Regions from separate parts of the Homo sapiens genome. Here region 1 is linked to region 2. A link is a loop called in an ENCODE intact Hi-C map of the cell type or tissue named here. Cell type or tissue: endothelial cell of umbilical vein. All regions are shown on one strand. Links, peaks and the distances in the headings refer to the core of each region. The heading gives the core; the rest is flanking DNA.

Evidence for each region. Peaks named below come from ENCODE experiments on the same cell type or tissue, not always from the same donor. Only the 100,000 strongest peaks of a DNase experiment are listed, where the experiment ranks them.
Region 1: it touches region 2 in a loop (10-fold over the local background); 9 of 110 quality-filtered maps call a loop at or near these places.

Annotation. Positions count from the first base shown.
Region 1 is chr22:50,571,285-50,579,353 of GRCh38, forward strand. CPT1B (carnitine palmitoyltransferase 1B) reads right to left here and starts at 7,143. Exons shown (of 20, transcript NM_152246.3): 1 at 7,102-7,143; 2 at 6,491-6,650; 3 at 6,040-6,179; 4 at 5,573-5,750; 5 at 5,252-5,353; 6 at 4,914-5,051; 7 at 4,751-4,828; 8 at 3,209-3,316; 9 at 3,051-3,135; 10 at 2,236-2,431; 11 at 1,591-1,776; 12 at 919-1,024; 13 at 722-838; 14 at 91-255; 1 more. The coding sequence starts at 6,631. It overlaps CHKB (choline kinase beta), which reads right to left. Exons shown (of 11, transcript NM_005198.5): 11 at 7,679-7,971. The coding sequence ends at 7,897. CHKB-CPT1B (CHKB-CPT1B readthrough (NMD candidate)) reads right to left here. Exons shown (of 30, transcript NR_027928.2): 11 at 7,752-7,971; 12 at 6,491-6,650; 13 at 6,040-6,179; 14 at 5,573-5,750; 15 at 5,252-5,353; 16 at 4,914-5,051; 17 at 4,751-4,828; 18 at 3,209-3,316; 19 at 3,051-3,135; 20 at 2,236-2,431; 21 at 1,591-1,776; 22 at 919-1,024; 23 at 722-838; 24 at 91-255; 1 more. RefSeq lists an enhancer at 4,856-5,150 and silencers at 4,856-5,150, 6,635-6,714, 7,055-7,174. In endothelial cell of umbilical vein, for the core only: a CTCF peak has its summit at 4,996; a DNase peak (open chromatin) is centred at 4,987.
Region 2 is chr22:50,686,522-50,697,117 of GRCh38, forward strand. SHANK3 (SH3 and multiple ankyrin repeat domains 3) reads left to right here. Exons shown (of 25, transcript NM_001372044.2): 12 at 8,254-8,525. It also overlaps the pseudogene RNU6-409P. Among named protein-coding and RNA genes, the nearest start is that of SHANK3, 19 kb to the left of the region's middle. RefSeq lists an enhancer at 8,532-9,032. In endothelial cell of umbilical vein, for the core only: a CTCF peak has its summit at 5,196 (motif pointing left); a DNase peak (open chromatin) is centred at 5,180.

The sequences.
Region 1 (8,069 bases), core at 70-8,069, 120 kb before region 2:
CCCCTGTCCTGGGATATACAGAGGGGTGAATCTGGCAGGTGGACCCTGGTACCACCCTGCCCTCTCAGCAGCGGGAGGCGGGGCTCCTACCCGGAAGTGAGCCAGCTGCAGCGCGATCTGCACAAAGGCATCAGGGCTGGTCCGGCACTTCTTGATGAGGCCTTTGCCAAAGGGCAGGAACTGGAAGCAGTACAACTCCACGTCGTCTGCCAACGCCTTGGCCACCTGGTAGGAACTCTCGATGACCGCCTGGCACTGCCAAGACATGGGAAGGGTCAGCTGAGGGTAGGGCTCTCCAAGCAGGACTCTGGGTCATGTCTAGGAGGCATGACGTTTAGCTGGTGGAGAAAGGGCACAGCCGGCCAAGACATCTTCAGGAGGAGGGTACGCAAAAGACAGTCTGAGGGAGAATCAGCCCCCAGAGGCCGGGCTCAGCTTTGTGGGTAAGAGGGAAGTGCTGAAAATGCTCCAGGGGCCTGTGAGTGCCTCCTCCATCTCATGGCTGTCTCTAAACACAGATGGCCCCAGGGGCGGTGGGTGGTCTCTGTCCTCCCTGAAGCCAGTTTGGACTCTACAGGTATCCTGAGACGTGCCCTGTGCCTTCCCGAGGGCTGGGCCAGGCAGTGAGGCCAGCAGGGGAGGAGGAGGCTCAGGCCTCGTCGGGGCTGTACCCACCTGCTGCTTTGTGGTCTCACACCTGCTCTGGGAGCTTCCAACCCACCTGTTTTGGAATGTCCCACTGCAGCCGTGTAGGAGGTGCGAGCGCAGGGTTCGGTTTGCCCAGGCAGTGCCCGGTCTCCGTGTAGCCCAGGTGGAAGCTGTCTGTGCCCAGGACAAACTGCAGGGAGAGGATGAGACTGAGAGGCTGGCCTCATCCCCTACAGCCTGCCCTGCAGGTTCCCTCTGCAAGGCTATTACCTCCCAGAGGTGCCCAATGATGGGAGCATCTGCCCACGCATGCTCTGCATTGAGACCCAACTGGCCATTCTTGAAGGAAATGAGAGTGAAGGATTTGTCAAACCACCTGCAGGAAGAGTAGACACATGAAGAACCAAAGCTGGGAATGTCCAGAGGTGCCTGACCTGCAACCCCAACCTTTAACCCTAATTACTAACCCTATTCTCTCTCTCTTTTTCTCTCACTTTTTTTTTAAATTGAGATGGAATCTTGCTCTGTTGCCCAGGCTGGAGTGCAGTGGTGTGATCTTAGCTTCCCATAACCTCCCGGGTTCAAGGGCTTCTCCTGCGTCAGCCTTCCGACTAGCTGGGATTACAGGTGCCTGCCACCATGCCCGGCTTTTAACCCTATTCTATAACCCAAACCCTAGCTTTTAACCCTAGCCACTAGCCCTACCCAACCACTAATCACAATCCTAACTACTTTTATGAAGGGGTCTCGCTCCGTTGCCCAGGCTGGTCTTGAGCTCCTGCACTCAAGTGATCCACCTGCCTTGGCCCCCAAAGTGCTAGGATCACAGGTGTGTGCCACTGCACCCAGCTCATAACCCTACCTTCTTTTATCTTTAATCCTCTAACCATAACCCTAACTTTTAACCTTAAGCTGTAACCTGTGGGGCTGGGGCTGCCGTACCTGTTGTAGCAGTTGCCATGTAGCAGGGCCTTGCCATAGAGGCTGAGGCTGGCCTCATCTTCGGGGTCATAGGAGTAGGATTCCTCATCCAGGGCCACGAAGAAAGCGGCACGCTCGATGGCCTCCAAGGCAGCCTTATTCTTTCCAGAGCTAAAGAAGGCCTGGCGTGCCTGCGCCCACTCCACCCTGAAGCATGGGGCAGGGTAAGCAGTGGGCACGTGGACTTGGGATGAGGGTGCCTCTGAGGGCCTGGCTGGACCTGGAGATGGGGGTGGGGTGCCAGGCTGGACCTGGAGATGGGGGGTACCACGCTGGACCTGGAGATGTGGGGGTGCCAGGCTGGGCCTGGAGGTGTTGGGGTGCGTGCCAGGCTGCGCCTGGAGGTGGGGGTGTGTGTGCCAGGCTGGGCCTGGAGGTGGGGGGTGCCAAGCTATTTTGGAGGGTGTCCCCACCCTCTGCACACTTCACCTGGCTGCCACCCGTCAGAGGTAGGTTATGCTGGCTGTCCTGCTGCCATGACCACCAATGCCCCTCCCCTAGTTGTGCCTCCAGCCTCCAGTTCCAGGGTGGCAGGCAGGGCCACGCTCCTCTCCTCACGGAGCCCTGAACTCAGGGTGGGGACAGTCCCTTCCTAGAGGCCAATACCTTCCTCCTGCAGTGAGGGCTGCCAGCTTCTCCTCCCCAGGCTGAGGTGGGGAGGGGTCGTCCAGGATCCTCTGGAACTGCATCTCCAGATCCTGAGGCTTGAGCAGACGGGCGCCCTCATAGAGCCACAGCTTGAAGAAGCGTCCCTTGTGGTAGACAGCCACGTGCCGGCTGTCTGAGAGGTGCTGTAGCACATCTGTGATACAGGCCACGGGCAAGCTGAGGCGGGGCCCCCAGCTACATCCTGGGAAGGGCCCACCTCCCATGCACTAGGTGACCCCTGCAGACCCTGTTTTGCTCGGCCTCTGCCTGGGCCTTCCTGCCCCCTGGATGGGATCCGTGTGTCCTAAACCAGGCCCTGTGCTGGGTGCTTCCACTCTCTCTCACGCAACACCAACAATCCTATAAAGTATTTCACAGAAGAGGAAACGACGCACTAGAGGGTTGTGCAAACCGCCTAAGGATACAGTGTCAGAAGCAGGGAAGGCTGCTGCCTCTGCCAGACCCCTGGGTGCGCCCCTCCCCTCCTCTGCCGGCTCCATGGCAGCGCCGGGTCTGTCCTAAGCTTTGGGCTGCAGCAGGACTCCCTTCACCATGCGCAGTGAGCCCCGGAGGGGAGGGGCTCTGCTCTGGGCCCTGTGGGGTCCCTGCGCCAGCATCATGCCTGTAAACAATGGATGTCTAGTATCTGTCACAATTGACTACTGTTCACAGTTTCAGGACCCTGAGACACTGGGGACGCTTGGTGATGAGCAGGCAGGAGGGCAGCGAGCCAGCCAGATGGCCCACAGGTAGCAGCGAGGGGGCTCAGTTACCTGTGTCCTTGCCCGGGATCCGAGTGGTGTTGAACATCCTCTCCATCTGGTAGGAGCACATAGGCACTATGCCCAGTGCCATCACCTGAGGGAAGGCCCAGCATGGCTCAGACTCAGGTCTCCCCTCCCATCCCACCTTCAACCCTGACGCAACTCACAGGCTTGATTTCTTCACGGTCCAGTTTACGGCGATACATGATCATGGCGTGGATGATGTTTCCCAGGCGGGCTGCCTGCACGTCTGTATTCTTGATGAGCACAAGGTCCTACAGAGGAACAGAGCCCGCGGGGTGGGGGCCTCTGTCTGGGTGTCACCTGAGTCTTGCTGACCCAAGGACCAATCTATTCGGGGGCCTGAGGTGTTCTGTCTCCCTCTTCCAGTACATCCTGCACATGCTGCCGGGGTGAACCTCCAGAAATGCACAACTGATCGCAGTAACCCTCTGCTCCAGCTTCAGCCTGAGCTGCTTTATTCTTTATTTTTTAGAGTTAGGGTCTTGCTCTGTCGCCCAGGCTGGAGTGCAGCGGAACAAGCATGGCTCACTGCAGCCTCAAATTACTCGCCCTAAGTGATCCTCCTGCTGCAGCCTCCTGAGTTGCAGGGATTAGAGTCATGCACCACCACGCCTGGCTCTGAGCTTCCTTTTTATTTGTTTATTTATTTTTATTTTTAAATTTTTATTTATTTATTTTTCTGAGATAGAGTCTCGCTCTTGTCACCCAGGCTGGAGTGCAGTGGTGCGATCTCGGCTCATTTCAAGCTCCACCTCCCGGGTTCACGCCATTTGCCTGCCTCAGCCTCCCGAGTAGCTGGGACTACAGACGCCCACCACCACGCCCGGCTAATTTTTTGTATTTTTGGTAGAGACGGGGTTTCACCGTGTTAGGATGCTCTCGATCTCCTGACCTTGTGATCCACCTGCCTCGGCCTCCCAAAGTGCTGGGATTACAGGCGTGAGCCACTGCACCCGGCCCGAGCTGCCTTTTTATAAGCTATTTTATGTGCTTATATTCTACTTCTTTTGCTTTGATAAAGGGGTTCTACCACTAAAAAGCAGTTTAAAACCTCTGCTATGGGCAAGTTGTGTGTAAGTTCCTGGAAGGACAGCTTATGGAGGAGAATTCCAGTAGGCTCTGGCAAGTCAAGTGTGCTTTGGACCGTGGGAAAGGAGAGAAGAGGCATGCCATACAGCCCAGGTGGCTGGGAGACCCAGAGACTCAGAAGGGCCAGTTACATGGGGCAGAGGCAGACTGACTTCCTGAGCTCTAAAAGCAGCAGCCTGGCCTCCATTCTGCTGTCCGGCTCTGCAGAGGGACACAAAGCAAGACACGTTCTAGACAATTCCCTGGTTATGGTGTCAGGACAGCTGGGAACCCATGGCCAGGAGGCCAGTGAGGAAACCAAGGAAAGAGGTGACAGAGCCCGAGCTGGGCAGGGGCAGTGACCCCGGGACTCTGAGAAGCGGTGGCAGGCTGGCGGTCTCCACTCTCCTCATCCTTAGGATCCCCATTGCCCCTAAGCTGCTTCTGGACTCTTCTAGGATCTCCTCTCTCTCTTCCCTTTCCCTCAGGCCTCACTCCATAACCCCCACTTGCCCACGGAAGCTGCTACTAGAGCTCTGGGCTGTCCTCCAGATCCCTTGCCTTGGAGCTGGGACAGAGCTGAGCACGTGCGGGGACCTGGGGGCTCTAGTTCATACCATGACATAATAGTTGCTGTTCACCATGAGAGGGCTCCTGCCTCGAAGGTAGATGTACTCTTCCCACCAGTCACTCACCTGTGGGGAGGTGGAAGGTTAGAGCTGGGGCGGGTGCAGCCAGGACACATGGCAGGTGACAGTGAGCCCAGGGGCAGGAACTTACATAGTTACTTGCCCACCATGACTTGAGCACCAGGTATTTCTGCAGCCTGGGGGCAGTCTTGTCCTGGAATTCTTTGGCCAGCAACTCCATGCGGTAATATTCCTCATCATCCAACAAGGGGCGCACAGACTCTAGGTACTGTCCAGCCAGTTATCATCACCGTGGGGCCAGATGGCAAGGGCTGCCTCTATCTTAATCCTCTTCCCACCTCTCCCTCCTCACCCAGCCCCATTATTCTCAAGCCCTTAAGGCCACTCTTTGCACAGAACCTTATATTTGGAAACATCTCCTGAATCCAACCTCCCCTGCCCACTGGGATGCCCAAGCGAGGCCCTCACCCGCTGAATTGTGGCTGACACCCTGGGCACAGGAAGCTTGGGCAGAGATGTCTGGAAGCTGTAGAGCATAGGGTGCCGGCTGGATAGAAGGCGGATACACATCTGGGGGTACAGAGCAGAGTGCTGGGGTGGGAGCCAGTGGAAAAAATGGAAACCAACCAGCAACTCCCTGAGACCCTCAGAGCCATCCCAGCCCCTCCAGGACAAACCACACACCAGGCACCAGTGCCCTGTCTGCCTCTCCCGTCTAGCTCAGAACCCCAAAGGAGTCCAAAGAGTCTCAACCCAGGTGCCTGAACCCCTCCACTGGCTGCTGCTCACAGCCCAGATCCTGGTCAAGTTGCTGGTCTTGCCATGCATCTCAAACATCCACCCATGGTAGCAGAGAAGCAGCTTCAGGGTTTGGCGGAAGAAGAAGATGCCCGTCACCCAGACGCCCGTGGAGAAGATGGCCATGCTGAGAAGTGCCCGGGTCTGCGGGGTCTGGTAGGGGCCACACCTATTGGAGAGGGGCAAGGGCTGCAGGGGGTCCTCTTGAGGCCAGCCTCGGGTGGCTGTGAACTGTCTCAGGGGAGACACCAAGGGGAAGAACCTCCCTGGGCACACTCATGTCTGACTGCATCAAATGAGCGGATGTAGGGCTAAGACAATGGTTGTCATAGGGGAGGGCTGCCCCGTGACTGCCAATGGCTGCTGTCCTGTATCTGCCCAGCTCAGGAACCTCAGCCTTGGGAGCTGGGCCCAGCCCTCCCTGGTGGCACCTGTGCCCTTCCAGTTTCACTCCTTACCCCTGAGGGAGGCATCTCTGGATGCAACTGACCAGCCCCAAGGAGATGTCCACGTTGCAGAAGGAGGAACCCACTGTTGCCATGATGACGACCAGCCAGCTGGTGGGGCTGCCAGGGTACACGCCCCTGAGGATGCCATTCTGTGGGCAGAAACAGGCGCCCTTATGGAGCCGGAAGGCGGGAGGTTAGCCTGCCTGTGAAGTCTTGGGAACTGGCTCCTGGTCTTGGCCTGGAAGGCTTTCTCTCCTGATGCCCTGCTGTGCTCCTTCCTCCGCCACACCCACAGCTCCCTGTGTCCGACCACATCCTGTGCACCCCTCTGGTGTCTGTACTTCCACAACCTGTACCGGGCAGAAGTGCCAGCCAAGGAGGCAGTGAGGGACCCTAACAAAGCGCTTAACAGCTGACAGCCGGCCTCTGCCTACGCTCTGGGAGAAGCACCTGTGCGCACCTTGATGCGGATCAGGCGTTTCTTCCAGGAGTTGATCCCAGACAGGTAGACGTGTTTCAGGGCCTCCCGACTGAGCCGGAAGTCGACCCCGTCTGGGGTCACCGTGAACTGGAAGGCCACGGCCTGGTGAGCTTCCGCCATCCTGGGGGTTGGTCGGCACCTAGGACGGGGGCAGATGGGTGCGCGGGCGCGCTTAGGCCGGCCCCGCCGCCAGCCGCGCCGAGACGCCCCCAGCCAGTCCGCGACCCCTCGCGCCCCCCACCCCGCGACTAGCGGCTGCCCCCGGCCCGCGCCCCCCGCCAGGCCAACCGCCGCCAAATCCTCGCGCCAGCCTTCCGGGTGGGCACAGCCACTGTGGTGCAGGGGATTTGGGCCTTGAAAGCTCCAGGAGCCCCAAGGACGGCGAAGGGCAGCCTGGAGTTGGGGGGCGTCAGCGAGGGCGCGGGCAGGGGAGAGAGGCGCCCCTGGAAGTGGAGCCGGCCTGGACAGAGGCAGGGTTCGGGAGCCCGCCCTTCCCCACCCGAGCGCGCGGGCCCCAGCGCCGTCCTCGCCCCTGTGCAGGGCTGAGGGCCCAGACCCCCGCGGGCCGCCCTGTGCCGGCCCCTACTCACAGCTCGGGTTCACTCCTGTCCGTGCGTGGGGCCAGCCACTCTGGCCCGTGTCCCCACGTCCTTCAGGCCTAGCCACCCCCGCCCCGCCCTCACCAGGAACCTGACACCTACTCCCAAATCGGGGTCGGGGAAAAACGTGGGGCGAGAACCAGAACCCACCCACCTTCCGCGGTGGGAATTGCAGGGCGCGGCTGGGTTTCTGTGCGGTGAAGGTTGCTCAAAGGTCTGGGAGCCTGGGGGGCCCCAGAGTCTCGTGAGGATGGTGGCTTTAGAGCTAAAAATAGCCAAATGTAGGGAAAAGGTCACCGATGTGTCAGCTGCTGCCTGTTCTGGGATCGCTGGTGCTCCGGGCGGCATCCCCACCTCAGGGTCGTCTTCATACCCCCATCACTCTCCTCCTCCCCAAGTCCTAGTATTTATTATTCTAAGCTGCAGCCAGGGGACTGGGGAGGGATGGGGGACCCCAACTGGCAGCATGAACGCTAACCACTTTCAATCCCAGAGCACTGAAGAGTCCCTTTGTGTGTACTGCTCGGTTTGGTACTTTCTGCTGCTGCTCAGCAGGGCCAGGACAGGGTGGGAAGAAGAAGCTTGTTTATTGTGTTACATACACAGCACGGGGCTCTGGCCTGCCAGCCATGGGGACCTACTCAAACTCAGGAACAGGCCGGTCTCCTGAACCTCAGTTTCACTTGGGGGCTCAGCCCAGTCGCCAGGGCCTTCTGCTCGTTGTTCCTCCCTCCAAGGTCCTGCCCTGGAGGCTCCAGGAGAAATCCAAGGAGTGGGAGGGTGGAGTCAGGATGAGGAGTGGACACTGGTCAGCTGCCCCTTCTGCTGGAAGTAGAACTGGAACCGAGACTGGGCATAGTCCTAGGGAAGGAAACCCACCCCACACAGTGGTGAGAAGACGTGGGACCAGCATTCTACATCCACCTCAGGCTGCCCACAGCCACCCGGGACTCCCCAGG
Region 2 (10,596 bases), core at 1,368-9,367:
GGGACGGTCCTGTTGTAGCTGCCGGAGTCCCCTCTGGGAGAGTTGCTGCTGGCCAGGCTGGGACGGTCCTGTTGTAGCTGCCGGAGTCCCCTCTGGGAGAGTTGTAGCTGGCCAGGCTGGGACCGTCCTGTTGTAGCTGCCGGAGTCCCCTCTGGGAGAGTTGCTGCTGGCCAGGCTGGGACCGTCCTGTTGTAGCTGCCGGAGTCCCCTCTGGGAGAGTTGTAGCTGCCGGAGTCCCCTCTGGGAGAGTTGCTGCTGGCCAGGCTGGGACCGTCCTGTTGTAGCTGCCGGAGTCCCCTCTGGGCGAGTTGCTGCTGGCCAGGCTGGGACGGTCCTGTTGTAGCTGCCGGAGTCCCCTCTGGGAGAGTTGCTGCTGGCCAGGCTGGGACCATCCTGTTGTAGCTGCCGGAGTCCCCTCTGGTGCCTGTGCCTCTCTCTGGTATATGGACTCCCAGGACCCCCTTCCTGCCATGAGTGTTTACTCGTGGGTGTCCCCATTTTTTGTTTTTGTTTTAATTTGAAGTGACAGCGGGCAGCAAACGTCTGGAGCAGATGTTAGGGTTGGACTCTCACTTGGTTCTAATGTGAGGTCATGGTCAGGGCTGGAGTTGAATTTTGGACTGGGGTTAAGATTAAGGTCGGTTTCATGTTTAAGGGCCCTTCTTCTGTAGAGTTCCCCCTGAACATCCCCCTGTAAGGCTTGGTTATGAGCCCCTCCACCCCAGGCTGTGTCAGTTGAACCATCTGAGGCTGTGGCAGACCCTCGGTGAATGCCACAGCTGCTCTCAAGGCCACTGCAGGGAAGTGTGTGTTGAGGAAGTAACTGGGCCAGTGGGATGGGTAGGATCGGAGTCCAGGGTCAGGTCAGGGGAGAACTGTGGTAAGGTTTGGGTTTGCATAAGGGGCAGCAGATAGTTACTTCTGGTTTGGGCTGGTGTTTTGGAGGTGGCCCTTAGTGTTGGAAGGCCCTGGTTTGTGCATGTGTGGGGCCTCTTCCTCTTTTTTTTTTTTTTTTTGAGATGGAGTCTGCCTATGTAGCCCAGGCAGGAGTGCAGTGGCGCGATCTTGGCTCACTGCAAGCTCCGCCTCCTGGGTTCTCACCATTCTCCTGCCTCAGCCTCCCGAGTAGCTGGGATTACAGGTGCCCACCATCATGCCTGGCTAATTTTCTGTATTTTTAGTAGAGACGGGGTTTCACCGTGTTAGCCAGGATGGTCTTGATCTCCTGACCTCGTGATCCACCCGCCTCGGCTTCCCAAAGTGCTGGGATTACAGGCATGAGCCACTGTGCCCGGCCAGGGCCTCCTCTTCTGCCTATAATTGTCTAACCGTGGGAAAGCTGTCTGGGACCTCTGCGCCTCAGTTTCTCTTAAGTGAAACATGGTCTCTTATGGTCATTTGCATCCCCTTCCCCCTGTGGTGTCCTGTGGCGTTTGATCCTGGGTGGGGCTGGACTCTTGCCGGTGGCCTTGGTCTAGTTGCTTGGAGGGAGGGCGGGAAGGCCCCATCTGCCCCTCATCTGTGCGTTGTGGACAGATACCCCAGGGCTCTTGGAGTCACCATGGTTGCGACTTACTGGCTATCCAACCTAGGTGTGCTTGCTTGGTTGGAGTTAGACACACGTCCCTCAGTGGTAAGGAGCAGGCACCTGTGTCAGTTCATCCTGATGTGGTCGTCGGCTCCATGGGCCAACAACACCCTTACCTGATCAGGTGCCACACACAGACACTAGGGTGACACCGCCAGATTTCCCTGAGTACAGGCAGCATATTTGTCAGGATTTAATACAAGCCCCTTATCTCAATTTGCCCTCTCAACAACCCCCCAAGGAGTGATTAGACTGTTTTACGGAGAAGGAAACTGAGGCACAGAGGGGGTTAATTCAGACCTGATTGATTCAGGGTCTGCCTTTGTCACTCCCATGCCCTCCGTACACATTTGCTCCAAGGACAGGACAGTCATGACTTGCTACATCCTATGCCCACTGGGGTCCCAGAGTGGGGCCTGTACACAGAAGAGGAACTGGAAGGAGGTGCCGCCTTCTCTGGTGGGCAGGTGCCACCCGGTGGGATCTGGTAGACTGGGACCTGTGTAACCCTTCAGGCAACAGGATAGCTTGCTGCCTCTCGACAGCCTTGCTTGCCCCCTCTAGACTGACAGGCCTTGGGTGGGGTCCCTGGCCTGGGCGTGGAATGGGCATCCCACAGTGCTTTTGATGAGTACCTTGGGGAAATGCTTCTCCAGGGTGCTGTCATGCCCATGAGAACACACCTGTGCCTGGGAGTGTGTGCCTGAGAGAGGGTAAGAGACAATGTGGACCCAAAGAGTGACCCGACGTGACAGAGGCAAGGAAGCAGAGGTGACCACTTCTAGGCCAGAATGATTCAGTAGCGTTCTGTATATTCACGGTGTTGTGCAGCCGATTCTATTGAATTCAAAACATTTTCATCACCACAAAAGAAGACCCTGGACACATTAAGCAATAATTCTGCATCAATTACCCTCTCCCTCCAACTCTGTCAGCCATTAACACACTTTCGTCTCTGTGGACTATAGATTTACCTATTCTTGATATTTCATGTCAATGGAATCATATAATAAGTGACACTTAGTGTCTGGCTGCTTTTACTCAACATGTTTTTGAGCTTCACCTTGTAGGATATATCACTGCTTCATTCCTTCTTATGGCTGAATAATATTTCACTGTTGGTATAAATGACATTTTGTTTATGCATTCATCTGTCAATGGATATGTGGGTTTCTACCTTTTGACTGTTTTGAATATTGCTGCTGTCAACATGTGTGTACATGTACTTGTTTGAATATCTATTTTCAATCTCTTAGGTATATACCTAAGAATGGAATTTTGGAATCATATGATAATTCTATGTTTAACTTCTTGAGGAACTGCCAAACTGTTTTCCACCATTTTGCATTCCCACCAGTGATGTATGAGGCTTCCGGTTTTTTCACATCTTCACCAACAGTTGTTACTATCTTTTTTTTTTGACCGTAGCCATCCTAGTAAGTGTGAAATGGTATTTCATTGTGATTTTGACTTGTATTTCCCTAGTGACTAATGATGTTTTGCATCTTTTCATGTGCTTATTGGGCATTTGTATATCTTCTTTGGAGAAAAGTCAAGTCCTTTGTCCATTTTTAAATTGGGTCATTTATTTTTGTTGTTGAGTTGTAAGGGTTCTTTATATATTCTGAATACTAAACTTGTGTGGAATATGTGATTTGTAAATATTTTCTCTGTAGAATAGGAGATCCTTGTCACTTTTTTGATAATGTCCTTTGATGTACAAGAATTTTTAATTTTGATAAAGTTCAAGGTATCTATTTTTTTCTTTTGTTGTTCATGCTTTTGGTGTCATAGGTCACGAGGGTTTATCCTCTAGGTTTTCTTCTAAGAATTTTACGGTTTTCACTCTTAGGTCACTGATCCATTTTAAGTTTTAACTTCTGTTTATGGTGTGAGGTAGGGAGCCATCTTCATTATTTTGCATATGAATATCCAATTGTCCAGCACCATTTGTTGAAGAGACTATTCTTTTCCCATTGAATGGTCTTGGCACCCTTGTTGAAAATGAATTGATCCTAGATATGTGGGTTTATTTGGACTCTCAATTCTATCCCAGTGGTCTACATGTATATTCTTATGCCAGGACCACATGGTTTGATTACTGCAGCTTTGTAGTAACTTTTTATTTTTATTTTTTTGGAGATGGAGTTTTGCTCTTGTCACCCAGGCTGGAGTGCAATGGCGCAGTCTCAGCTCACTGCAACCTCCGCCTCCCAGGTTCAAGCAATTCTCCTGCCTCAGCCTCCAAAGTAGCTGGGATTACAGGTGTGTGCCACCATGCCCAGCTAAGTTTTGTATTATTAGTAGAGATGGGGTTTTACCATGTTGGGCAGGCTGGTCTCGAACTCTTGACCTCAGGTGATCCACCCGCCTCTGTCTCCCAAAGTGTTGGGATTACAGGCATGAGCCACTGCACCCGGAGTGTAGTAACTTTTGAAATCAGGAGGTTTGAGTGCTTCAACTTGTTCTTATTTGTTATCGTTTTGGCTAATCAGGGCCCCTGGCAATTCCATATAGACTTGAACATTGCTTTTCTATTTGTGCAAAAAGGGACATTGGAATTTTGCATTGAATCTGTCATCACTCTGGGTGACATTAACATTTTAACACCATTGTCTTCCAATTAATGAACATGGGATGTCCTTTTATTTATTTAGGTCATCTCTAAGCAGTGTTTTGTCATTTTCAGTATATAGATTTTTTTACTTCCTTAGTTAAATTTATTCTTGATTATTTTCTTCTTCTGGATGCTATTATAAATGGAATTATTTTCTTAATTTCCTTTTTGGATTGTTCATTGCTGGTGTGTAAAAACAAGTGATTTTTGTGTGCTGATCTTGTGCCCTACAACTTTGCTGAATTTGTTTATTAGCTCTAGTAGCTCTTTTGGTGTATTCTTTGGGATTTTCTACATATAGGATCATGCCATCTGCAAATAGAGATAGTTTTACTTCTTCCTTCCCAATTTGGGTGCCTTTTTTTTAATTTTTATTTTTGCCTGTCTAGAACTTTCAGTACGGTGTTGAATACCAGTAGTAAAAGCAGGCATCTTTGCCTTGTTCCTGATCTTAGGGGGAAAGCATTCAATCTTTCACCATTGTGTATGGTGCTATCTATGTGTGTTTTTTTTGTTTGTTTGTTTTTTGTTTTTTAAATATGGAATGCTTCATTAATTTGCATGTCATCCTTGTGCAGGGGACATGCTAATCTCTGAATCATTCTAATTTTAGTATATGTGCTGCAGAAGCAAGCACTTCGGATTTTTAATAAATTTCCTTTATTATGTTGAGGAAGTTACTAGCTTCTATTACTAGTTTCCTGAGTGTTTTTATAATGAAAGAGTGTTGGATTATGGCAGATGCTTTTTATGCATCAATTGAAATGATCATTTTTCCCCCTTTGTTCTATTAATGTGATGTATTATATTGATTACATTAGTCTGTAGATTTCTTTTCCTGCAATGCCCTTATCTGGCTTTGGTAGCAGGGTAATACTGGCCTCGTGAAATGAGGGAGTGTTCCCTCCTCTTCTGTTTTTTGGAAGAGTTTGAGAATTTGTGTCAATTCTTTAAATTTCTAGTAGAGTGCACCAGTGATGCCATCTGGTGGTGGACTTTTCTTCGTTGGGAGGCTTGTGGTTAAGGATTCAATCTCTTTGCTTGTTATAGGTCTGTTTAAATTTTCTGTTTCTTCTTGAGTCAGTTTTGGTAATTTGTGTTTTTCTAGAAATTTGTCTACCTCATCTAGCTTTTCTATTTGTTGGCATGTAATTGTTCATAGTGTTATATTCCTTTTTAACTTCTGTAACACTGATAGTAAGTCCCCAAATTTCATTTGTGATTTTAGTTATTTCTGTCCATCTTCTCTCCTTACTAGTCAATCTAGCCAAAGGTTTGTCAATTATGTTGATATTGTCAAAGAAACAACCTTTTATTTCCTTGATTCTCCGCTGTTTTTCTCTTTTGTTTATCTCTGCTCTAATCTTACTGTTTCCTTCCTTCTGCTAGCTTTTCTTTCTTTTGCTAGTTTGGTTTGCTCTTCTTTCTCTTGTTTTTTTGTTTGTTTCTTTTTGGTCTTTCTCTAGTCTGTCCGTCCCTCCGTCCCTCCCTCTCTTGCTTCCTTCCTCTTTATTTTGTTTGCTCTTCTTTCTCTAGTTTCTTCTTTTCTTCTCTCTCTTTTTTTTTTTGGAGATGGAGTTTCGCTCTTGTTGCCCAGGCTGTAGTGCAATGGTGTGATCTCAGCTCACCACAACCTCCGCCAACTGGGTTCAAGCGATTCTCCTGCCTCAGCCTCCCGAGTAGCTGGGATTACAGGGACCCACCACCATGCCTGGCTAATTTTGTATTTTTTAGAGGCAGAGTTTCTTCATGTTGGTCAGGCTGGTCTCGAACTCCCAACCTCAGGTGATCTGCCTGCCTCGGCCTCCCAAGTGCTGGGATTACAGGCATGAGCCACTGTGCCCGGCCTCTTTTCTTTTCTTTTATTGGTTCATTCATACAGACAAGGTCTCACTATGTTGCTAGGCTGGTCTTGAGCTCCTGGGCTGAAGTGATGCTCCCGCTTTGGCCTCCCAAAGTGCTGGGATTACAGGCATGAGCCACTGAGCCTCGCCTTCTCGTTTCTTTTTTGTTTCTTTTTTTTCGTGAGATGGAGTTTCACTCTTGGTGCCCAGGCGGTAGTGCAATGGCGCAATCTTGGCTCACCACCACCTCCGCCTCCTGGGTTCAAGCAATTCTCATGCCTCAGCCTCCTGAGTAGCTGGGATTACAGGCATGCACTGCCACACCCGGCCAATTTTTGTATTATTAGTAGAGACGGGGTTTCTCCATGTTGGTCAGGCTGGTTTCGAACTCCCGACCTCAAGTGATCTACCTGCCTTGGCCTCCCAAAGTGCTAGGATTACAGGCGTGAGCCACTGAACCCGGCCTTCTCTTGTTTCTTAAGATGTATAATTAGGTTATTGATTTGAGATTGTTTTCCTTTTTAAAAGTAAGTGTTTACAGCGTTGTTTCCCTTTAAGTACTGCTTTTGCTCCATATGTTGTATTTTTGTTCTTGTTTGTCTTAAAGTGTTTTCTAATTTTCCTTATGATTGATTTCTTTTTTCTCTTTCTTTCTTTTTTTTTTTTAAGAGATGGGATCTCACTCTATGGCCCAGGCTGGAGTGCCCTGGCTTGATTTTGGCTCACTGCAGCCTCAACCTCCTAGTCTCAAGCCATCCTCCCACCTCAGCTTCCTGAGTAGCTGTAACTACAGGGTGCAGCACCACACCTGGCTTTTTCTATTTTTTATAGAGATGGGGGTGTCACTATGTTGTCCAGGCTGGTCTCAAACTCCTGACTTCAAGTGATCCTCCTGCCTTGACCTCCCAAAGTGCTGGGATTATAGGCTTGAGCCACCATTTCTTTTTTGAGCCTGGTTTCTTTTTTGACACATTGGTTGCTTAGGAGTATGGTGTTTAATTTCCACATATTTGTGAATTTTCCAGTTTTCTTTCACTTCTCGATTTCTAGCTTTGTTTCGTTGTGGTTGAAAAAGATACTTTGTATGATTTCAGTCTTTTAAAACTTTATCAAGACTTGTTTTGCGGCCAAACATACAGTCTGTCTGGGAGAATGTTCCATGTGTACTCGAGAAGAATTCTTGAATATATTCTGCTCTTGTTGGGTGGCATGTTCTGTACGTATCGTTGAGTCTAATTGGTTTAAGTCTTCTATGTCCTTATTGATCTCTCCAGATGTTCTACCCATTATTGAAAGTAAGGTATTAAAGTTTCTTACTATTATTGTGGAACTGTCTATTTCTCTCTTAAATTGTGTTGTTTGTATCATATTTTGATGTTCTGTTGTTCGGTGTGTATATGTTAGTAATTGTTAATCAACATATAATGTCCTTCTCTGTCTCTTGTTACAGTTTTTATCTTAAAGTTTATTTTGTATGATGTTAATATAACCACCCAGCTCTCTTTTGGTTACTATTTACATTAGATTGCTTTTTTTATCCTTTCACTTTGAACCTATTTGTGTCTTTGGATTTAAAGTGATTATTTTGTAAGTAGCATATAGTTGGATAATACTTTTTAATCACTATCTGCTTTTTAAGTAAAATTCTATTGGAACACAAACACACCTATCTGCTTGTATGTTGTTTGTGGTGGTTTTCATGCTGCGGTGGCAGAGTTGAGTCATTGCAACACAGACTATATAGCTTGCAAAGCCTTAAGTAGTTACTGTCCAATTCTTTCCAGAAAAGGTTTGCTGATCCCTGGTCTAGAATGTCTTTTATAGTTTCCCTGGTTATAGTTAACTGCAAATGGTCCTGTTCAGCAGTAGTCTGGTGAGATTCGTCACATGTAGCCTGTTTTGTCTCTCCTGAAGCTTGTGAAATGCAGTTCTTAGAGCATATCTGAGCACCCTCAAGGCCCCTTTCGGCTGAGAGGAGAAGCAGGCTTCTACCTCTGAAGCTAGGGTGAGAGGCAGTTTGACTGGGATGTGGCCCCTTAATGGTAGCTTCATTTGTAGGGTGGCCAACTCTTTTGGTTTGCCTGGAACCAAGGCAGTTCCTGGAACATAGGATTTAGTTTTAACATCTGGAAAGCCTGGGCAAACTGGACAAGTTGGTCACCCAGCTGGCTGTTCAGAGTCTTACCTATGCCCCCTTACCCCAGTACCATTCAGGGAAACCCCCAGCTATGCGAAGCGGCGGCGACTGGCTGGCCCCAGTGGCTTGGCATCCCCTCGGCCTCTGCAGCGCTCAGCCAGCGATATCAACCTGAAGGGGGAGGCACAGCCAGCAGCTTCTCCTGGACCCTCGCTGAGAAGCCTCCCCCACCAGCTGCTGCTCCAGCGGCTGCAAGAGGAGAAAGATCGTGACCGGGATGCCGACCAGGAGAGCAACATCAGTGGCCCTTTAGCAGGCAGGGCCGGCCAAAGCAAGATCAGGTAGGAGGGGGCTGGCAGGCCCTGGAGGGGTTGGGAGGGTGGGGTGCCGGGACCTGAGCCAGGAGGAGCCAGCACCGGGAGGCAGAGAGAGGCCTGGTGGTGCCTAGCACCTGTGTAGTGATGGGCTAGGGCTTCCTGGTTGGGGAAGGGAAGAAGGCATCTCTGGAGGTGGGGACAGGCACATGCACGCTGATTTCCGGTTGGAGCTGGGCTTGCCATGAGGACAGTGGGCAGTTGAGGGAGCGTGTTAGGTGGAGAGGGTATGCTCCTACCTGTGATTTAGAAAACACACTGCATTGTCAGGCATGGCTGGGAAGAGTCAGGGCTGGTGGCCTGTGGTAAGGGGGACAGGGATGGAGTTGCCACTCCAGTAGGGCCCAAAACCTACAGGTAAGCCCCAGCCCTGTCCCCAGGGTATACTCATGGTTTCCCCCAGCCCTGGCACACCTACAGGACTCTGTGGCTTCTATTCTTTACCCTCACCCTGAGGCCTGGGTCCCTGAGGCAGGGATGCCTGGACCGGAGCCCACTGGCCTCTCTGGGCTGTGCATTGGGTGCTGAGGTGGGCGCACTGGCTCTCAGCCACTTTGTGCCTGGGCTTCTCATCAGTAAGTGGGAATAGTCCTACCTAAGTCATTGTCTTTGGGAAGCCTTCCAGAATGCCCTGGGCAGGTGAGGGATCACCTGGCAGAGTCTGGCAACTGCCGGTAAAAGCACCTGCCCTCCCTGTGCCTTGAAGGCAGGCACCGTCTTTGTCGTTTCCTAGTTTCATCAGAGCCAGGCACTGAGGAGGGTGTTTGGCAGACATTGTTGAGTGGAAGAGTTACATAAACAGTATGTTGTTGTCAGGATGGCCGCCGGCCTTTACAGTTCTGTCAGTCCAGGCCCGCTGTTGGGCTGAATGGCATGTGTATACTAGCTCCTTTAACCTTGACGAACGTACATGTTCATGCTCTATTAATACCATGTTACAGATGAGCGTCCTGGTACGCAGGTGGGGCCTGTGACGGGTCCAGAGTCACAGAGCTACGGATCAGCTTCACTGGGCCCCAGGTAGACCCAATCCCCAACTTTCTAAGCCTGAGTGTTCAGCAGAGGGCTCAGGGTGCAGCAGGGCCTATGGAAGGCGCCCCTTCCTGTGCTGCCGCCCCTGCTCTGCAGCCTGGTCTCAGCGATGTCTCCGTGTCTGTCTTTGCCTGGGCTTGTTGGACTCGCAAGGCTGGCTGTACTGCCCCAAATCTCAATTCTCCCCTGAAGCTTTCTTATAGACCCGCGGATTTTCTAAGGGCTGGGCGGCCCAGTGGCTGAAAGAACACATTCTGCATTCCGGATGTTTCCATCCCGCAGAAAGGCTGCTCCTGAGTTGGAGGCACGCGTTGCCACAGGCTCCTCCCTGCATTCATTTTTTGTACGTGTTCATTCATCCTTTCAGCAGACACAAAACTAAGACCTGCTGTGTGAGGGGCTCCAGCTCACCTGCTCTGTGGGGATGGCAGAATTCTGTTTTTTCCTTCCTCGCAAACATTTATTGGGTGCCTGGTGCGTCAGAGGTGGTGGGTCTCAGGAAGTTGACAGCCGAGGGCCCGGGCTAAGCAGCAGTTAGGTGGGCAGTGATCCCCTTATGGGGCTGCCCTGGTGAGTGGACAAGGGTCTGCAGCTCTCGGGAGGGGCTGAGGAAGTTCGGTGCCCCGAGGAGAGAAGTCACCCCCTGGGGGAGGCGAGGCTGGGCCCTGCACCGCGCGGGTCGCTGCGCCCTCTGTCGGTTGAGCCGGACCGGGACCCGACCCCCATCAGCCCCCCAGTATCACACGGGGCACGGCGGGGGAGTTTGGGCTGAGAGCCCGTCACTTAACAGCTGGCCCAGGGGTCAGGATGTTAGAGTAGTTCAGGTGTTGGCAACTGCGTGACGGACAGCCCACAGGAGGGGAAGGAGAGGTGCCCCGTGTGACTAGAGCGTAGCAAACTGCCAAGCCCGAGGGAGCCTGGCTCTTGGAAAAGCGGGTGGCTCTGGCCTGCCTGGGTACTAGGGAGCCACTGCAGGCTTCTGAGCAGAGCCCCAGTGGAGGAGT